2 separate regions of the Homo sapiens genome follow, and region 1 is linked to region 2. Evidence: chromatin loops called from intact Hi-C (ENCODE). Cell type or tissue: MCF 10A. All regions are shown on one strand. Each heading gives the region's core, and the rest is flanking DNA. Links, peaks and the distances in the headings are about the cores only. Region 1 overlaps AGBL1 (AGBL carboxypeptidase 1). Region 2 overlaps AGBL1 (AGBL carboxypeptidase 1).

The links. Peaks named below come from ENCODE experiments on the same cell type or tissue, not always from the same donor. Only the 100,000 strongest peaks of a DNase experiment are listed, where the experiment ranks them.
Region 1: a loop joins it to region 2, with 3 times the contacts of the local background. A loop is called at or near these places in 2 of 110 quality-filtered maps.

Annotation. Positions count from the first base shown.
Region 1 is chr15:86,242,530-86,252,820 of GRCh38, reverse strand. It overlaps AGBL1 (AGBL carboxypeptidase 1), which reads right to left. Exons shown (of 23, transcript NM_001386094.1): 7 at 4,942-5,150. Among named protein-coding and RNA genes, the nearest start is that of AGBL1-AS1, 69 kb to the left of the region's middle. In MCF 10A, for the core only: no CTCF peak of the experiment used is centred there; a DNase peak (open chromatin) is centred at 5,100.
Region 2 is chr15:86,330,405-86,340,695 of GRCh38, reverse strand. The region is part of intron 17 of AGBL1 (AGBL carboxypeptidase 1); the gene reads right to left. Among named protein-coding and RNA genes, the nearest start is that of AGBL1-AS1, 19 kb to the right of the region's middle. In MCF 10A, for the core only: no CTCF peak of the experiment used is centred there; DNase peaks (open chromatin) are centred at 4,115 and 4,465.

The sequences.
Region 1 (10,291 bases), core at 980-8,979, 88 kb after region 2:
ACTGAGATCTTTCCTTCTGCCTGACCCTCCAAAACGTCCTAGTTGTCCCACTCGCTCTCCACAGCTTCTCTGTCTGTGCCTGGTGGCCACCTCCTGTGCTTCTCTGAACAGTTCACAAACCAAGTGTTTCTCTTAGACTTTTCAAAACGCTCTCCTAGCCTCATTCAAATGTGGGTGCCTTCATGGAGGCTTCTCTGGTCAGCAAGACCAAGTAGGGCCTCCTCTGCATGGTTACACAAAGTCTGCTATTACCCCCACCTGCTGGCTACACTGCATTATCCATATCCTATTTTCCCATATAGGATTCTAAGTTTCCTGAAGATGATGAGTCCTCTATCACCTTCATCTTTGAACCCCCTATAGAACCCAGCCCCAACATCTTTCACAAAGAAGGAGCTCAGAAAACATTTACTGAATAAATAGTAAATGATCTCAGACCAATCTGACCTTTAGGGTATCCAGTTCTTGATTCCAACCTGGTAATATTCTCTTTAGAATTCAGTCCCTCCTTACACAGGTCCACAAGGCTGAGGTCATTGGTCTTGTTGGCCAGAGAGGAGCCTGATGAATCAAGGCTTGGCCTACTGTGCTTTCTGAGCAAATGGTGGCAACTGTGACTTTTAAAAGGCCATATCAGTTCTTATTCCAGTGGTTCTCAAAGTGAAGTACCCAGACCAGTAGCATCAGTATCACCTGAGAACTCGTTAGAAATGCAGAATCTTGCATCTCACCTCGGAACAACTGAAGTAGAAACTCTGGGGTAGGATCTAGCAATCTGTGTTTTAACAATTCCTCTAGGTAACTTTGATGCATGCTCAAGTTTGAAAACCACCAATTTTAGCAACCTTTCAGGCCCCTTAAACTGTTGTAGCTCCAAAGAGTGGTTCTTTTCTCTGATTATCTTATATAGGTTTGTTCCTTCTGCAGTTACCTATTTCTCCAAATTGATAATTATCCCCAAATGTTTCAGGCATCCTTGTAGGAGTTCTTTTTTTTTTTCAATCTTGCATTCAAATTGTCATCCGTCTTCCTCTTTCCTCATGCAAAGCTCCAATAAGATTCCATTATACTACATTACACAGCACCCTTGCTGCACTATGATCTCAGCCTTTGAACTTTTAGGGGATGTTTACAGAATCTGTGCAGAAACGTGAGACTCAGGAAACAGAGAGGTAGGGTCACCAAGAGAGAAACAATGCAAGCAGTGGCCTCAGCAGAAAGGCAAAGAAGAATATTATGATGGCAAAGGTGTGGGAAGGACTTAAAAAAAGTTCCTTTACAGTCAGTCTCATTCTCAGTAGGTTTGTCAGCACATCACAAACATCAATAAAATTAATTTAGGACATTGGTTTTCCAAGTGTGATCCTAAATCAGTAGTATCAGCGTCATTTAGGAAGTTGTCAGGAAAGCACATTCTCAGGCCCCACCAGAGCCCTACTGAGTCAGAAACTCTGAGATTGATGTCCAACAGGCTCTGCTTCAGTGACCCCTCCAGGTGACTCTGATGCATGCTCAACTGGGGGAGCTGCTGGTACAGTGGGCAAAAGCATGGGCTCTCAGGTGAGACTACCAGATTCCAATCCTAGCTCCAACACTTATGAGCTTTGCGAACTTGGGAAAATTACTTAACAGTTACGTGCCTCAGTTTCTTCATCTATAAAAAGGGAGATAATAATAGATCCTACCTCAAAAGCTTTTGAAATTATCAATATTGGAGAGTCTGCATAAATTGCTAAGACAGCCAAGGGATGTATTAATAGTAAGAGTTCAAAGTAACTGTCTTCTCCTTCTCCTACTTCTTCTCTTCCTCTTCCTCCTCCTCCCTCTGCTGCTGCTGCTTCATTAACATTGTCATCACTATCACTGGCAGTAGCAATAGCAGCAGCAGCAGCAACAGCAGCATAATTTGCAAATGGCAACTGAAATAACATCACCAAATCCAAGGCCCCTAAGTTGGCCATCCAGTGACTCCCATGCCTTCTCTAGCAGAAGGGAGAGGAGGGGTGATGGGCAGCTGTAACTCCAGCACACCTGCAAGGGCATCTGTGCTCACAGCACTCACCTGAGGTCTGGGAGGCTACTCAACACTGGTTATGACTGCCGGGGGGAAGAGTAACAAGCCATTTGGTTTCTAAGCCAGGACAGCCTATCTTTCACCTGCAATGATCATTTTCCAAAAACCAGGAGAATGTCAAACATCTGACTTTGCACATAAACTTGATAACATTTTCTCTGGAAGAGCACACCTTTTTTTTTTTTTTTTTTTTTTTTTTTTTTTTTTTTTTTTTTTTTTTTGAGACAGAGTCTTACTCTGTTGCCCAGACTGGAGTGCAATGGTGTGATCTCAACTCATCGCAACCTCCACTTCCTGGGTTCAAGCAATTCTTCTGTCTCAGCCTCCTGAGTAGCTGGGATTACGGACACATGCTACCACGCCCGGCTAATTTTTTGTATTTTTAGTAGAGATGGGGTTTTGCCATGTTGGCCAGGCTAGTCTTGAACTCCTGACCTCAGGTGATCCGCCTGCCTCAGCCACCCAAAGTGCTGGGATTACAGGCATGAGCCACCACTCCCGGCCAAGAGCACACTATTTAAAAGACTAAAAGCAAGGGCGAGTGGTGGTGGTGAGGAATTCAACCTCTTGAGGTTGACACCCATACATTCTATACACTCTTCCAGGTGACAGATGTGTCATGGCCTATTTACTCAGCACTATCCCATAGGCCCCTCCTGAACTGCTTTTCCATATCATACTTGCAGAGATTATAACATGAGCTAGAGAAACCTCACTATAAAGTGCACACTCTGTGTGCACTCACATTCTGCTTCCATTCCAACAGTAGTTCAAGGCTGGAAGCTTCTTGCTAATGTGCTTAATTGAGCAACTGAAGTCTTCACTGACCTGATAAGGAACTGTTTTGAAGAACCTGTGCACAGATTCATAGCACCTCATGCTGGGCTTCATTTGGTGTTTTCTCCACCACCTTTCTATCGTAGACATTTCCCTCTGTGACTACTGTCTTCTTCCTTTATTGGTCTTGTTTTTCTTGTTTGTTTTGTTTATTGTTTGGTTGGTTTTTTAGCACAGAACAGAGAAATAGCCAATAACATGGAGGGCAGAGGAACACGGTAAAGCACTGGACCAGAGTGGGGGGCTGTTAAACATCGGCAATGCAGGAGGGCATTGCACAAGGACTGGGAGGGATTAGAGACTTGGGCAACCACAAGCTTAGAAAGCATGAGGAAGCTTGGAAAAATTCAAAGCCCTGCTTCATGTCGAGAAATAGAAGGTAAAATATAGCTATTTCATGACTGAGAAGCTTTGAAAGCTGTAATGATGGAAAGAAACCCAGAGGTGATAGCAGATAGGGAGTTAGATATTGGTTTGCAGCACTGTATTTTGTTATTGTTTAGCAGGGGAAAAGACCATTTTTTAATGAGAAATGTCTCCAGATACCACGGTTGGAAAAACAACACTCTCATTGGTGGCTTCATTACCTCAGATGTACTCAGATAGAGAAAAACTGGAGGGTGTCCAGAGAAGAGCAAGAAGGCTGATAAAGGGAGTCCAGAGGTGGCCTAATCCAGAGATAATAGGAACATAATGTGTGTGCAACATGGCTGCCTTGGCCCCAGGAGAAGGTGGGTGAGCAGATGATGGATACTGGAACACTTATATCACCAATAAGGAGGGCATATGTAGCCTCAAACTATAGGATTTCAATTAGCCCTAATCAGGTGAAATTAAGGAATTTATTTAGGTTGAAATCCAGGAATCCCTAGAATGCATATTCCAGTGGGGTGCTGATAAGTAGAAACCCTTGAAGACACCATCCCCTTTCCCTGGGATGCTCTTCCTCTGCAACTTGGCCTGACCAGCATGACCAGCTCCTCCAACAACTCAGGTCTCAGCTCAGGTGTCATCTGCTCAGAGATGACTTGACCTCTCTCTCTAAAAGAACACCTGCTCCCTCTACCTATGGCAGCCCCTGTAGACCTATGCCCTTACTTCATTGATTTCACAGTGCGATATGAAATTATCTTCCTCATTGGATTCTTTGCTTACTTAGTGTCTCACTCTTCTGCTAGGAGGTTTTCCCTATAGGATCAAGGGCCTCGTTTGTCATATCCACCACTAGATTCCACTGCTAATTATTCCAATAACGGCTCATCCTCACAACGCAGTTCAGTCATGGCAAGCACTCTTCTAAGCACGGGCCATTTCTACAATAACTTATTTAGTCCACACAACAACCTAGGTTTTGTTATTTCTGCTTTTTTTTGAAGAACCTCAAGGCCCAGAGAAGTTGAGTGACTTCTTCAAAGTTACACAGCTGTAGGCCCTAGAGCTAGGATTTGAATCCAGTACTCTAGTTCTAGAGTCAACACTTAACACTATGCCATACACTGCACCTCTGGTAGTGTGTATTCAACAAATATATGTTAAGTATATATGAATGAACCAATGGAATGAAGATTTTATTGTTGCCGTTGCTGTTGTTTTGAGACAGGGTCTCACTCTGTCACCTAGGCTGGAGTTCAGTGGTGCGATCTCGGCTCACTGCAACATCTGCCTCCTGAGTTCAAGCAATTCTCCTGTCTCAGCCTCCTGAGTAACTGGGACTATAGGTGTGCAACACCACACCCAGCTAATTTTTGTATTTTTAATAAACACGGGGTTTCACCATGTTGGTCAGGTTGATCTCAAACTCCTGACTTCAGGTGATCACCTGCCTCGGCCTCCCAAAGTGCTGAGATTACAGGAGTGAACCACCGGGCCTGGCCTGGAATGAAGCCTTAAATCCAGAACATCCGCCCTTAGCAGGCAACAAGAAATAGACTGAGGCGTTCCCAGCTCTATCTGGGATGATTCCTAAATGACAGCCTTCAGGAATCACCCAGCTGGCCTCCAGCTGCAGAGTGAATCCCCATGCTGCCTGCCTGTGTGGTGCTGAAGAGGATCTCCATGCCCTGTGCTGCCAGGAAGGCCTCCCTGCCGGACCGGAGGGCAGCAATGTGCCTGAGGCAGAGCAGCAAGCCCCGTCGGATCTGCACGTAGGCGTTGGCTGTGTCATGGCTGTGCCAGTCCTGGTGCAGCCCGAGCAGGCTGGTGACGTAGCCTCGGTTCACTGCTCTGCGGCCGTTCGACTCTGAAAACAAAGGGAAAGGCAGGGTCAGTCACAGGCTCTCCACAGCCACACCTCTTTGAGAATGTTCCAGTGTATTTCCCACAAGATACTTATTAATCATCAAGGGAATAATAACATTTTAGTATGAAAACTGGCAGATGTCACCTTAAACCAAGTGATCAAAGTTAACATCCCCAGTAATGGGACAGTCATCACGTGCCACCCGATATGATACACTGAGAAAGATCGGCATCACTTCTATAGTGTTCCTGCCAAGAATGCATAACCCAAGTTGGATCATGAAGAAAATCAGCAAAGCCAAAATGAAGGACATGCTACAAAATACCTGACCTACACTCCACTCCTTGAAAATGTCAAGGTCATGAAAGGCAAAACAAAGCAGAACAAAACATGAGGCTAAAGGGAAATAAAAAGACATGACAAGTCAGCATAATAAGTAATTATAGTTTAAATCTTGGGCCAGCAAACAATTTTTTCTTTTGCTATAAAAGGCATTATTGGGCATCTGGTCAAATTTGAATAAGATCTGTAGATCTAATAGTTATACTAACAGTTTTGTATCAATGTTTATTTTCAGATTTTGATAAACTGGGGTTATGTAAGAGAATACTTTTGTTTTTAGGAAATTCATAATTAGAGTATATGAAAGTCTGTACCTTATTCTCAGAAAAAAAAGAAACATAATAATAATAGTGTGGGAGGAGAGACAGACACAGAGAGAGATTTCCACCAGATTTCCATTCCTCCTATCTGAACTTCAGTGGACCCGGAGGTTGTCATTTGGGTTGAGCTGACTATCAGGTTAGGTGGGGAAGGAGAAGATGCTGAATGAGATATAGTACCTGTAAGGCTGCCATGTCTAAGAGATATGTTGGCTGTCCTTTCTAAAGAGAATGGAAGCTAATTTATATATAATCAAGACTCATAAATTTGTTTCATATAGTTGTAACCTCCACATCCATTTTTTAGGCATGACTTAAGTTGCTTGAAACCCAGTCATACCCTGTTGCCTCTGACCTAGAGAAAACTTGCCCTTCCCACGTGGTTGTTTGCCACATGGCCTGCTTGTTCCTCATCCCACTAACCCAAAACCCAACATTTCCCACATCTGCTGACCACAGTAAAACCCAATGGACAACACCAGAGTCATGTGAATAGGACCTGCTCTTCATGTGCGTTTTCTTTAAACTGCCCAGTCCATAACCCCTGCAGGAAAGCCTGACAGATAACGCCATGAACCTTAAAAAAGGCCCAGTCCCACAACAAGACCTCTCTCTCCCCAGACACTGTTAGAGCTCCCTGCCACCTCCAGGCTCCCCAGCAACTCCGCTTATTCTCCTGGCTCTGTAACGACAGAAACACTTCTGTTACTTCACGGGTTTTGCTGTGCTGCCTCCTCCACACACCCCAACTAACTTTACCCCCTATCAGTGGCTTACAGCCACTCTTGAAAGAGACCCCAAGATCAAGTTAGAAAGAAATCACAGGCCGGGCGTGGTGGCTCACACCTGTAATGCCAGCACTGTGGGGGCCTGAGGCAGGAGGACGGCTTGAGGCCAGGAGTTTGGAGACAAGCCTGAGTAACATAGTAAAACCCCATCTCCACAAAAAATAAAAATAAGCCAAATGTGGTGGCTTGCACCTGTGGCTCCAGTTACTAGGGAGACTGAGGCAGGAGAATCACTTGAGCCCAGGAGTTCGAGGCTGCAGTGAGCTATAGTCCTGAGCAACAGAGTGAGACCCTAGCTCAAAAGAAAAAAAAACAAAGAAAGAAAGAAAGAAATTAAAATACACTAGGCTGAATTCAGGAAAGGAATTCCTCACAGTTAAGGATGTTCAACAAGAGGATAGACTCTACGTGGTAGTGAGCAACAGGGCTCTGAAAATGTTCAGGTAAAGTTCGGAAGCCCACCCAGCAGGGATTTAGTATGGAGCTTTCTCATATCTAATAGGGACCTTTTCAACTCCTTGACTTCTCTGTGTTAGTTCAATATTCCTGTTTGGGACCGCCCATAAAACCGTATTTTACGGACTTAAAACAGAGGAAGAAGAACAGTCCAAGATACCTCTCTCAACAGTTAATATACACTACTTTTCAGGTTAAGCTCCTTGGGCTACAGGGTTGGTGGACAAGCATGTACCGGTTCAGATCTACCCAGTAGATGCCTGGCCCTCTTGGCTCCTAGGGACTAGGTACATTGCAGGGCTCTAACCTGCTGACTCTCAGTCAGAATGCCCAAATTTTGTAGCTCCGTTCTCTCACTACCGCATCTCTCCATCATCGAAACCATTCACACTGGCGTATGAGACAGTATGTGCTTCTGGCTGAGTGTGTGTGAGGGAGAGCCCATGAGGTATAATCAGATAAGCAAAATTTCATCTCAAAGTCAGATTTCTCCCTAAGACCATGTGAGTGCATATGAGTGCAAACAATAACATGGAAATGTAATGCTTTATTCCAGAGGGGATTTTTTTCATAATATTAATAAAACTCTCTTTTTTTCTGCTTGTTTGTCAAATTCTAAATTGTCAGGCTTGACTAAGCCCCACTGATTTTTTGGCCCATTTGTGCAGTTGGTGTTTGTTTGTTTGTTTTTTTCTCTTTACAACATGACCCTAAACAGAGAGTGACGAGCTTTATTCACCTGGTGATACATTTGTGGAGGGTTTGAATTGCCTTCATTACCTCCTTTAATGAATTGTTCTTTTGTATCAAAAATATTTCACTTCCTGGCAGATCTTGGCCATACAGCATGAGAGTTATTTATTGCCTGAAGGAGTTTGCAGCCTATTCAATATCTGATGTTTAAAAGAAAATTGAGAATTAAGTGGGAGGTATTAAAGGACAGTATCACCTGCTAAAAAGATGCCAGAACAACAGTTCACAGGGGCCCCGTGGGCAGCATAAGCTTAAGGACTTTTGTCTTTTTTCTGTTTTAAGAGTATTAGATTGATAATGGGTTATCCCAGTGACCTTCATCCATGTCTTTTTTGGTGGGGGGAGAAAGATAATGAAAAAAAATCTTTAATTTTCTGGGAGAAAAATCCCTTATCAAATCCCAATGATTTTATTCATGATTTCCTGTTAATCCCCAGCAAACTCTCATGTTTACTAACATTTAAAATAGCTAAACCTCCTTCCCCCGCGACCCTACACCCGTCAATCTTTCTCTGAGAATGGCTTGGGAAGTTGTGCAAAAGTCAATACGTATCTAAAATGCGACAAGAGGAGATTCATCAAACTGAGAAAGAGCAAATGTGGAGAAGAGCAAAGAATGAAATGAGGGTCACTGGGATCAGCAACTTAGAGGAGTTCTGGAAGATCTGAGAGGAAGGCGCTGCTTTGCAGGGCCAGGGCAAACAGAGCAGAGATGAGGTGCATTTTTGAATACTGCTCTGGGTGGACTTAGAGTTGAGAGATGTGAGAGGGCTTCAAGTCCCCCTCTTTGGAAGAGACCAGCTCTGCTATAGTCTGTTTACATAAACAGCGTTTTCCTAAGATTTTCCTTGAAACAAAATTTTTATGTTGCTTAATTTTTTTTAAGTTTCTAAATAGATTAGTGTCTATTTACTTATATATATATTTATTTATTTATTTATTTATTTACTTATTTATCTATCTATCTATCTATCTACTTATCTATTTATTTTAAGACAGAGTCTCACCCTGTTGCCCAGGCTGGAGTGCAGTGGCATGATCTCGGCTCACTGTAATCTCTGCCTCCCAAGTTCAAGTGACTCTCCTGCCTCAGCCTCCCGCATAACTGGGATTCCAGGTGCACGCCACTACACCCGGCTAATTTTGCTAATTTTTTTGTATTTTTAGTAGAGACGGGGTTTCACCATGTTGGCCAGGCTGGGCTCGAACTCCTGACCTCAAGTGATCCACTCACCTTGGCCTCCCCAAGTGCTGGAATTACAGGCGTGACCCACCATGCCCGGCCTACATTAGTATCTTTTAAACTGGTTGGAGGATGGGGATGGAATGGACAGAGAGTTCTGAGGGTCTTTCGTATTAACACCTCACCCTCTCCTCTACCCCACCCTAAAAGCATTGACCCTGCTTCCTGGCACCCCCTAGCTCCATCAGGCCCTTGCTGCCAGCCTCATGCTGAAGGTATTTTTTTGGCCAGTTTTCCTTTGGCAAATCCATGAACAACAGGAGATTTATCTCTGTCCTCACCTCCCATTCACCCTTCTATATTCTACTATTTCTGCTTATCTCTCCAGGTTCTATCCTCCAAGGGCCTGACTTGTAGCTAATTCTCAGTCTGAAACGGGACCTAGTGATATCCTTATTTTAACCCCAAGTATTTCTTAACTGAGGTTCACATGTGCCTCTTTAGTGCAGATCCCATTGATGCAGATTTTTACACTTAAAAACTGGAAGGGAATATGCCAAGGTAACAAGAATACTTAATGAGTTGAGGATCAACTGATGATTCTATTTGCTTATTTAGAGTTTTCTGTAGTTTTAATCCTTACGCGTTCTACAACAAACTTTGACAATCAGGAGGAAAAAAAAATGTATCCTTTTGATGTTACAAACTGGTAACCTACAGACTATTAGCCACACAGTGTTGTCAAGGCAAGTGAGAAGGGCAAGCAGTCCACAGGTTGACATAGTAATCAACTCATTTTTTTGTCTAACCCCAGCTCCTTCAGAAGTGAATTACCTGCCTAGCTCGTGAAGGCACTGGAGATCCCAACCATCTTTATAAAGATGTTTGTGGTCTAAACAGGAAAGCCTAGAAACCTTCAAGACTCAAAAAATTGAATTTCTCCTGGGCAATGTGGGGCCACATGACAGGCTGGCGGGGAAAAGTGGTTGGTGTCCTGAATAATTTTACCTGCAAGCAGCCCACTGCTCCTCTTACTTGGCAAAACTAAAGGAAGTTGTTATCACTGCTCTTTATTTCCCATATTTGGGGACTGCCTTATCCTTTTTGGGAGCAGTGATGACCTTAAGCAGAGAAAATGTAGGAGCCTGCAGCAAAGTAACGTATTGGAAGCTTTAACAGCCACAGCTCCAGAAATGAGACATGCAGATGAGTGTAGACTTCTAAACTCATGTACCCCTCCCTGCCTTGCATGTCCTAATCTGTGGGCAGACCCTTCAACTTTCTGTCACTGCCTTTCTG
Region 2 (10,291 bases), core at 1,035-9,034:
CCATAACAAATTACCACCAATTAGTTGGCTTACCTCAACATTAAGTTATTCAGTCACACTTCTGGAGGCCAGAAATCAAAATCAACGTGCTTTCAGGGCCACACCCATTCTGAAGTTGCTAGAGGAAATTTTTCCTCACCTCTTCCAGCTTCTGGAGCCTCCAGATGATCTTTGGCTTGTGACAGCATAGCCCTAATCTTGGGCTCTGCATTCACATGTCCTTCCCTGTGTCTTTTTGTATCCTCTCCTCCATGTTCAAGGACACAAGTCATGGATTTAAGGCCCACACTAAACCTAGGATGACTTCATCTCAAGACCCTTAATTAATTTCATCTGCAAAGCCCCTATTTTCAAATAAGATCATATTCTGAGCTTCTGAATAGACATGAATGGGGGGGGGGCAGTGGAGGCAATATTCAACTCACTACACTAGCTAAAACAGAAGGCTTAAATAAGATCCAAAGTCTCATAATATCATAGCTCAAAATATACAGGTTTCCGTCAAAAAATCACTCATCACACAAAAATAAAAATAAAAAACAGGAAAATTGTCCTGAAAGAGAGCAATCAATAGAAGCTAACACTGAGAAGACAGAGATGTCAGAATTAGCTGACAAAGATTTTAAGCAGTTATCATAAAAATGCTTCAGAAGAAATGAAAATTAAAAAGGTCCTTGGCAAACAAGTAGAATATATAAGGAAGGATGAAATAAAAACTTTTTTTTTTTTTTGAGATGGAGTCCCGCCCTGTCGCCAGGCTGGAGGGCAGTGGCACAATCCCGGCTCACTGCAACCTCTGCCTCCCAGGTTCAAGTGATTCTCCTGCCTCAGCCTCCCGAGTAGCTGGGATTAAGGCATGCGCCACTACGCCCAGCTAATTTTTGTACTTTTAATAGAGACGGGGTTTCATCATGTTGGCCAGGATGGTCTTGATCTCTTGACCTTGTGATCCGCCCACCTCGGCCTCCCAAAGTGCTGGGATTACAGGCATGAGCCACTGCGCCCGGCCGAAATAAAAACTTTAGAACTGAAAAATACAATTACTATAATAAAAAATAATTAACAAATAGGCTAAACAGCAGAATGGAGGGAAAGAAGAATCTGTTACCTTGATGATAGAGCAATAAAAATTACCTAATCTGAACAACAGAAAAAAATTCACTGAAATAAAAGAAGAAATCTCAATGACCTGTGAGACAAAATAGAAGATCGAACATTCATATAATTGGAGTCCCCAAATTAGAGGAGAAAGATGGTGGAGCCAAAAAGGGAACTAAAAGAAATAATGGTTTAAAACTTGCCAAATTTCGCGATAAACAACCTACAGATTCAAGAAGCTGGGCAAACACCAAATAGGATAAGCTCAAAGAAAACTAGAGCAGGACATATTATAATTACATTTTGAAAAATAAAGAAAAAAGTTCTTGAAGACAACAAGAAATGGATAACACCTTACCTATCGGGGAAAAAACTGAATGGTAGTGTATCTCTCATCAAAAACCAGAGGCCAAATGAAGTGGCACAATATTCTTCAAGTGCTGAAAGAAAAGGACTTTCATCCCAGAATTCCGTATCTAGTGAAAATTTCCTTCAAGGATGAAGGATCATAAAGCAATGTATTATCTACCATATTAACAAACTAAAGAAAAATCACACAATCATATTAACGCATAAAAAGCACTGACAAAATTCAACACCCACTTATGATAAAAATTCTCAGAAAAATAGGAACACTTGTAACCCTCTAGTAGAGGGTTACATCCTCAACTTGATAATAATCATCCACAACAAACCTACAGTTAACATGACATATAATGGTGAAAGACTGAGTGCTGTCCTCCTAGCATTGAGAGCAGAGCAAGGAGATCCACTCTCACGACTCTTTTTCAATGGTCCAGGAAGCTCTAGCTTTACGTGGATGACTGAGAACAGTCTCTACACCGGTTTTCCTGGTTCCAGTTTGGGCAGCCCATTCAAACCATTTATCCTGGGAGTCATCCTTGATGACTTTCTTTCTTGCACGTCCTTTGTCCAATCCAATAGCAAAATCTGTTGTTCTGCCTTCAAAATGGGTCCAAAATACAGCCACCCCCCTACCTTTGTGGTTCTGTTCAAAGTTACCACTATGCTTTCCTGGATCAGAGCAAAGGATTCTTCGGGGGTCACTTTATCCCTTCACAGTGCCCTCATAACAGCCAGAGTAATTCCTTTAATAAATAAAACATAACGTATCACTCTTCTACCTCAAGCCACCAATGGTGCCAAATCACTCAAAGAAAAAGCCAGCATCCCTACAACTGCTACCAGTGTCTGCAGAAACTGCCCTCGTCACCTCTCAGAACTTACCTCTGCCTCTCCACCTTGTTCTCCCCATTCAGCCACCTGACCTCCCTGATTAGGACCCACCAAGCACATTCCTGTCTCGGGGATTTAAAACATGTTGTTTTCAAATGCACTTTTGCAATTGCTATTTTCTTTGCCAAGAAGAGTTCTCCAAGTCTCTCTCCTCCAACTGTTACCTTTCACAGAGACTTCCTGACCTTTTCTCATAATTCAGAGCCCATGTCCCCATGTCCCCTTATCCTCCATTTTGCTATTCTTTCTTCCATTTCCTTTAGAACCATTTCAATTAATCAGTTTATGTGTCCCTTCACTAGATTGCAAACTCAAAGGGCAAGACCTTATCTTTTTTGCTTCCTACTCACCGCATCTCTCCTGACTAGAAGTGTCTGGCATATACCAGACACTTGATAAATATTTGGTAAATGAATGAATTAAAATAATACCCTACATGCATCTTTCTTTTTTATTTTTAAGTGCATTTTTTGTTTGTTTTAAGTTCCAGGGTACATGTGCAAGATGTGCAGGTTTGTTACACAGGTAAACATGTGCCATGGTGATTTGCTGCACTTATCAACCTATCACCTAGGTATTAAACCCAGCATGCATCAGCTTTTTCCCTAATGCTCTCCCCACCCTCCACCCTCCCTCGACAGGCCCCAGTAAGTGTTTTTCCCCTCCCTGTGTCCATGTGCTCTCATTGTTCAGCTCCCACTTATAAGTCGGAACATGTGGTGTTTGGTTTTCTGTTCCTGTGTTAGTTTGCTGAGGATAATGGCTTCCAGCTTCATCCATGTCCCTGCAAAGGATATGATCTCATTCCTTTTTAATAGCTGCATAGTATTCCATGGTGTATATGTACCACATTTTCTTTATCCAGTCTATCATTCATGGGCATTTGAGTTGATTCCATGCCTTTGCTATTGTGAATAGTGCGGCAATGGACATACACATTCTGCATGCATCTTTCTACCTCATTCCTTCCTTCCTTCTTTTCCTTCCTACTTTTTTTTTCTTTTCTAGAACTAATATAAAAAAGCCTACTGGTAATACAAGACAGTGCACTGAATTCTTGCACAACATGAGTGACTAGGTTTGTCTGTTTCCTGCGTAAATCTGTGTATGTAAACAAAATAACACATGAGAATCAAATAGCAACTCAGTTTACAAAAAGTGTACTAGTGTAATTCTGTGCACATTATTAGATAAACATAGGAAAGAAAGAGAGAGGCACTGGGAATACAAATGCTCCCAGGATTTCTAAATTGTTTTGTGTGTCCATCTAATGCTTCAACCTAGAGAGTGATGCTAATTCTTGTCCCCATTCCCGGACAGCCAGAGTCCTTAGGAGTGCTTCCTAACACTCTAGAAATACAGAGTCTTGTGGCCCCTTCACTCATTCAGACAATCTTCCTGTGCTAGAAGACTATCAATACATGAAGAAGTAGATGGCAAGGTAATTTTTACTTAGGTTGGGTATGCAAAGATCATGTGTCATCATAGGAGCTTGCCTCTAGCACCTTTCATTTGTCTCTTTCTTAAGGCAGCAGCCAGTCTGGAACTAACTATCAGAGCTATGAAAAGCCCCCATTAAGTCTCCTCTGTAAGGGATTTAGTGGGATAGGTTTGTGTCCATAAGCAAAAGCCCTGAAAATGGGCAGTGTCTTGCTTGCTATTCCCATCTTGGTATAAATTATGGATCAGAGCTGGAAAGTGTCCAGCCAATCCAGCAACTCTACACTGATGAAACACCCCTCACCCCTCCTCATGCTGATGCCAGCCCTCTGGATAATAAAGGCAATCAAATGCCAACTCTCACGCAACAGTTGTTATTCCAGACAAGTGCCTTGTTCCAGTCTGCCCAAGAAGTAGGGAAGATTATTCACTTAGCTCCAAATGCAATTTATTTTCTGAACTTGTTTGATTCTCTCATGCTTTATGCTTCATAATAAGTTTATATTCTGCTCTACTTGAATCAGCGAAACCTCAGGGGCGTCTCTTGCAAGTTACAGAGAGTGATGACTAGCAACTCAAAACTGAAGCATGTTCAAGACTTGCAGAAACAGAACCCAACCCCATGAGTAAAATGTAAGTCACAGCCTGGAGCAGATGTAGCAAGAATCTGTGGTTTGAGACATCGAATGGGCACCTCTGCTCCGTGCAAACCACTTCCTTGCTGGCCTCAAAGCCTCAGTTAGTCCTAAATGCCTAGGGCACTCTATCACAGGTGGAGGCTGAGTTTTGGCTGCTTCTTCGAATTCTGGATTTCTCCACCCTTTCTTTCTGCCAGACAGGAAGCTAACTTCATGCTTTCTCTCATCTTTGTGTCTAACACCTTCACAATACAGCACATTGGGCTCTTTCAGTGGAAAATAAAAATCACTGTGCGAGAGGGGCTGATTGCTGATGATTGAAGCTTATCGAAATAAAACCAGAACACATGCATGTTCTTATTCAGAGAAGGTAGGTAACCTAGCCAAATTCTCACAGGTAGTAAGTGACAAACCAGGAGTAGAGTGTCCTGAATTTAAGTGCTGTGATCTCCCCTATTTAACACTCTTGAAACTATTCCCTTCTTTCATTTCTTACAGTTTCCTTTTTCTCAACATTCTCCTCTCATAGTTTTCTCCAACTTTCTTATAACAACACCTTATTTTACTCTTGAGTTTTAGAAAACAATAATCAAGGACTGTGTCATTTTATGTATTTTATCTTTGGTTTCTTCCAAGAATTTCCCTCAATATTTGGTGTTCTGCAACTTCACTTTGGTGTGTTCAAGTGCACTTAATCCTATCCTCAACTTAAGGATTTATATCTTTTGTACTTCTGGAAAATTATTAGCCAATATATTTAAGACAGTGCCCTCTTCTTCCTACTCTCTATGCTCTTTCTGAAGCTTCTTCGAACTTCTCAATCTAGGCCAGGCATGGTGGGTCACACCTGTAATCCCAGCACTTTAGGAGGCCAAGGTGGGTGGATCACAAGGTCAAGAGATCGAGACCATCCTGGCCAACACAGTGAAACCCCATCTCTACTAAAAATACAAAAAATTAGCTGGGCGTGGTGGCACATGCCTGTAGTCCCAGCTACTCGGGAGGCTGAGGCAGGAGAATCGCTTGAAACTGGAAGGCGGAGGTTGCAGTGAGCCGAGATCACGCCACTACACTCCAGCCTGGGCAACAAGAGCGAAACTCCGTCTCAAAAAAAAAAAAAATAACTTAATCTACCTTCCATGTCTCTCAGTCTTTCTTCTGTGGTATCCATTTCTTTCTCTAGGTCATAAATTATAGGTTATGGCCCCAAATATGTCCTTCATTTTCTTAAGTTCTTCAACTGTGTCTAAACTGCTGCCTAATTTGTCTACCATGGTTTTAATTTCAATGGATATATCTTTCATTTCTAAAAAATGCCTTTATTTTTCTTAAATATGCCTGTTGATTTTCATAGTTTCTTATTCTGTCTTCATAATTTTTATTGCTTCTTTCATCGTCTTGGTCAATGGCATTATTTCTGAGCTTTCTGTTGTGTTCCATTGGTCTATGTGTCTGTTTTTGTAGTGTACCATGCTATTTTGGTTACTGTAGCCTTATAGTATAGTTAGAAGTTGGGTAATGTGATACCTCCAGGTTTGTTCTTTCTGCTTACGATTGCTTTGGCTATTCGGGCTGTTTTTTGGTTCCATATGAATTTTAGAATAGTTTTTTTTTCTAGTTATGTGAAAAGTGACATTAGTAGTTTGATAGGAATAGCATAGAAAATATAGATTGCTTTAGGCAGTATGGCCATTTTGAAATTGATTCTTCCAATCCATGACCATGGAATATTCATCCATTTGTTTCTGTCATCTATGTTTCTTTTAGCAGTACTTTGCATTTCTCTTGTAGGGATCTTTCACCTCCTTGGTTAGACGTATTCCTAGGTAGTATTTTGTGGCTAATTTAAATTGGATTGTGTTCTTGATTGGGTTCTCAGTTTGAATGTTATTGATGTATAGAAATGCTACTGATTTTTGTACATTGATTTTGTATCCTGAAACTTTACTGAAGTCCTTTATCAGTTCTAGGAGCCTTGTGGTGGAGTCTTTAGGGTTCTCTAGGTATAGAATCAAAAGTGAAGAGAGATAGTTTGACTTCTTTTTTTCCTATTTAGATGTCTTCTTTTTCTTGCCTGAATGCTCTGGCTGGGACTTCCAGTAGTATGTTGAATAGGAGTGGTGAGAGAGGGCATCCTGATCTTGTTCCAGTTCTCAGAAAGAATGCTTTAAGTTTTTGCATGTTTATTATGATGTTGGTTGTGAGTTTGTCATAGATGGCTCTTACTATTTTGAGATATGTTCCTTCAATGACTAATTTCTTTAGAGTTTCATTATGAAAGGATGTTAGATTTACTGAAAGCTTTTTCTGCATCTGTTTAGATGATCATATGGTTTTTGTTTTAAATTTTTATGCAGTGAATCACATTTATTGATTTGCATATGTTGAACCAACCTTGCTTCTCAGGAATGAAGCCTACTTGATCATGGAGAATTAACTTTTGGATGTGCTTCTGGGTTCAGCTTGCTAGCATTTTGTTGAGAATTTTTGTGTCTATGTTTATCAGAGGTATTGACCTGTAGTTTCCTTTTCTCATTGTGTCTTTGCCAGGTTTTGGTATCAAGGTGATGCTGGTTTCATAGAATAAGTTAGGAAGGAGTCCATCTTCTTTGATTTTTTTGGAATAGTTTCAGTAGAATTGAGACCAGCTCTTCTTTGTATGTCTAGTAGAATTCTGCTGTGAATCCATCTGGTTCAGGGATTTTTTTGGTTGATAAGTTTTTCATTACTGATTAATTTTTGGAACTTGTTATTAGTCTTTTCAGGGTTTCAATTTCTTCCTTATACAATCTTGGGAGATAGTGTGTTTCCAGGAATTTATCCAATTTTTTCTAGATTTTCTACTTTGTGGGCACAAAGATGTTTATAATCATCTCAGGATCTTTTGTATTTCTGAGGGATTACTTGTGATGTCACCTTTGTTAGTTCTGAGTGTGCTTATTTGGATCTTATCTCTTTTTCTTTCTTAACCTAGCTAGCAGTCTATCAATCTTGCTTATGCTTTCAAAAAACCAACTTTGGGCTTCATCAATTCTTTGTATGGATTTTGGAGTCTCAATTTTGTTCAGTTCTTTTCTGATTTATTTATTTTCTTCAGCTAGCTTTGGGATTAGATTGTTCTTGTTTTTCTAGTTCCTCTAGGTGTGACATTAGATCATTAATAGGGGATATTTCTAACTTTTTGAGGTAGGTATTTAGCACTATAAACTTTCTTCTTAATCCTGCTTTTGCTATATACCAAAGATTTTGGTATGTGGTATCGGTGTTCATTTATTTCAAAGAACATCTTGATTTCTGCCTTAATTTCATTGTTTACTCAAAACTCATTCAGGAGCAAGTTGTTCAATTTCCATGTAATTGTGTGGTTTTTGAGAGAGCAGAGGATTTTTATTCCACTGTGGTCTGAGAGTATGATTGGTATAATTTCTAGTGTTTTTAATTTATTGAGACTTGCTTTATGGCTGAGCATGTGGTCGATCTTGGAGTATACTCTGTGTGCAGATGAGAATAATGTATATTCTGCAGTTGATGGGTGGAGTATTCTGTAGACATCTATGAGGTCCAATTGGTAATGTGTCAAATTTGAGTCCAGAATTTCTTTTTTTTTTTTTTTTTTTGAGATGGAGTCTCACTCTGTCGCCCAGGCTGGAGTGCAGTGGCGCAATCTTGGCTCACTGCAAGCTCCACCTCCTGGGTTCACGCCATTCTCCTGCCTCAGTCTCCTGAGTAGCTGGGACTACAGGCGCCTGTTGCCACGCCCAGCTAATTTTTTGTATTTTTAGTAGAGACAGGGTTTCACCATGTTAGCCAGGATGGTCTCGATCTCCTGACCTCGTGATCCGCCCACCTCAGCCTCCCAAAGTGCTGGGATTACAGGCGTGAGCCACTGCGCCTGGCCCGGAGTTTGTTAGTTTTCTGCATCAATGATCTAACACTGTCAGTGGGGTGTCAAAGTTCCCTCACTATTATTGTGTAGACATCTAAGTCTTTTCATAGGTTCAGAAGTACTTATTTTATAAATCTAGATGTTCCAATGTTGAGTATTTAAGATAAGTCTTCTTGCTGAATTGAACCCTTTATCATCACATAATGCCCTTTTTTGTCCTTCTTTACTGTTGTTACATTGTTTTATTTAATAAAAGAATAGCAATCCCTGCTTTTTTTTCCCATTTGCATGACAGATTTTTCTCCAGTCCTTTACTTTGAGGCTATGGATGTCATTATGTGTGAGATGAGTCTCTTGAAAACAGCAGATGGATGGGTCTTGGTTTTTTATCCAACTTGCCACACTATGCCTTTTAAGTGGGGCACTTAGACAACTAATGATTACTATTCATCCACTGTGAAGTTGTTAGCCTGTTGCTTTGTAGTTTCTACTGTGTGATTGCTTTATAGGGTCTTTGGGCTATGTGCTTAAGTGTGTTTCTGTATAGCAGGTATAGTTATGTTGTTCCATGTTTAGAACTCACTTAAGGAGCTCTTGTAAGTCTGGTCTGGTGATAACAAATTCCCATAGCACTTGCTATTCTGAAAAACATTTTATTTTTCCTTTGCTTATGAAGTTTAGTTTGGCCAGATATAAAATTCTAGGTTGGCATTTCTTTAACAATGTTGTAAACAGGCCCCCGATCTCTGCTGGCTTGTAAAGTTTCTGCTGTGAAGTCTGCTGTTAGCTTGATAGGGTTCCCTATGTATGCAATCTGACCTTTTTCCCTAGCTGCCTTTAAGGTTTTTTCTTCAGTGTTGACCTTGGACAGTCTGGTGATTATACGCCTTGGTGATTTTCATCATTGTAGCATCTTGCAGGTCTTCTCTGGATTTCTTGTATCTGGAGGCTTACCTCTCTAAGTAAGATTAGGGAAATTTTCTTGAATTATTCCCTCAAGTATGTTTTCCAGGTTGTTGCTTTTTTCTTCTTCTCTCTCAGGAGAGAAGAAGAGAGAAGAGGAGAGAATTATTATCTATGCCAATAATTCATAGATTTGGTCACTTTACATAATTCCATATTTCTCAGACTTTGTTTTTTTTTTTTTTTTTTTGAGATGGAGTCTCACTCTGTCACCCAGGCTGGAGTACAATGGCACGATCTTGGCTCAGTGCAACCTCTGCCTCCTGGGTTCAAGTGATTCTCCTGCCTCAGCCTCCTGAGTAGCTGGGATTACAGGTGCACACCACCATGCCTGGCTAATTTTTGTATTTTTACTAGAGACAGGGTTTCACCATGTTGGTCAGCCTGGTCTCGAACTCCTGACATCATGATCCACCTGCCTTGGCCTCCCAAAGTGCCAGGATTACAGACATGAGCTACCGCATCTTCCCTGCTCATTTTTTTAAATTCTTTTTTCTTTATTTTTGTCTGACTGGGTTAGTTTGAAAGGCTAATCTTCAAGCTCTGAAATTCTTCCAATTCGTCCAGTTATTATAAAGCTTTCAATTGTATTTTGAAATATTTCAATTTTTTTTCCAATTCCAGAAACTCTGATTGATTTCTTTTAAAGATATTTATTTCATCCTTCATTTCCTGGATTGCTTTAGAAGTTTCTTTGATTTTCATCCTTGCCTTGGATTTCATTGAGCTTCTTTGCAATCCATATTTTGAATTCTTTATCTGTCATTCCTGAGTTTCCATTTTGGTTAGAGACCATTGCTGGAGAGCTAGCGAGATCCTTTGGTGGTATCACTACATTCAGATTTTTCATGGTGTCAGAATTATTGCACTGTTTCCTTCTCATCTGGGGATGCTGGCACTTCTAATTTGTGTAATTATTTTCACGTAAGTGGAATTTTTTCTTTATCTTTCCTTATAGTTTTTTTCTTTCCCTTTCCCCTCTTCCCTACGGAATGTGACCGTAGAAAAT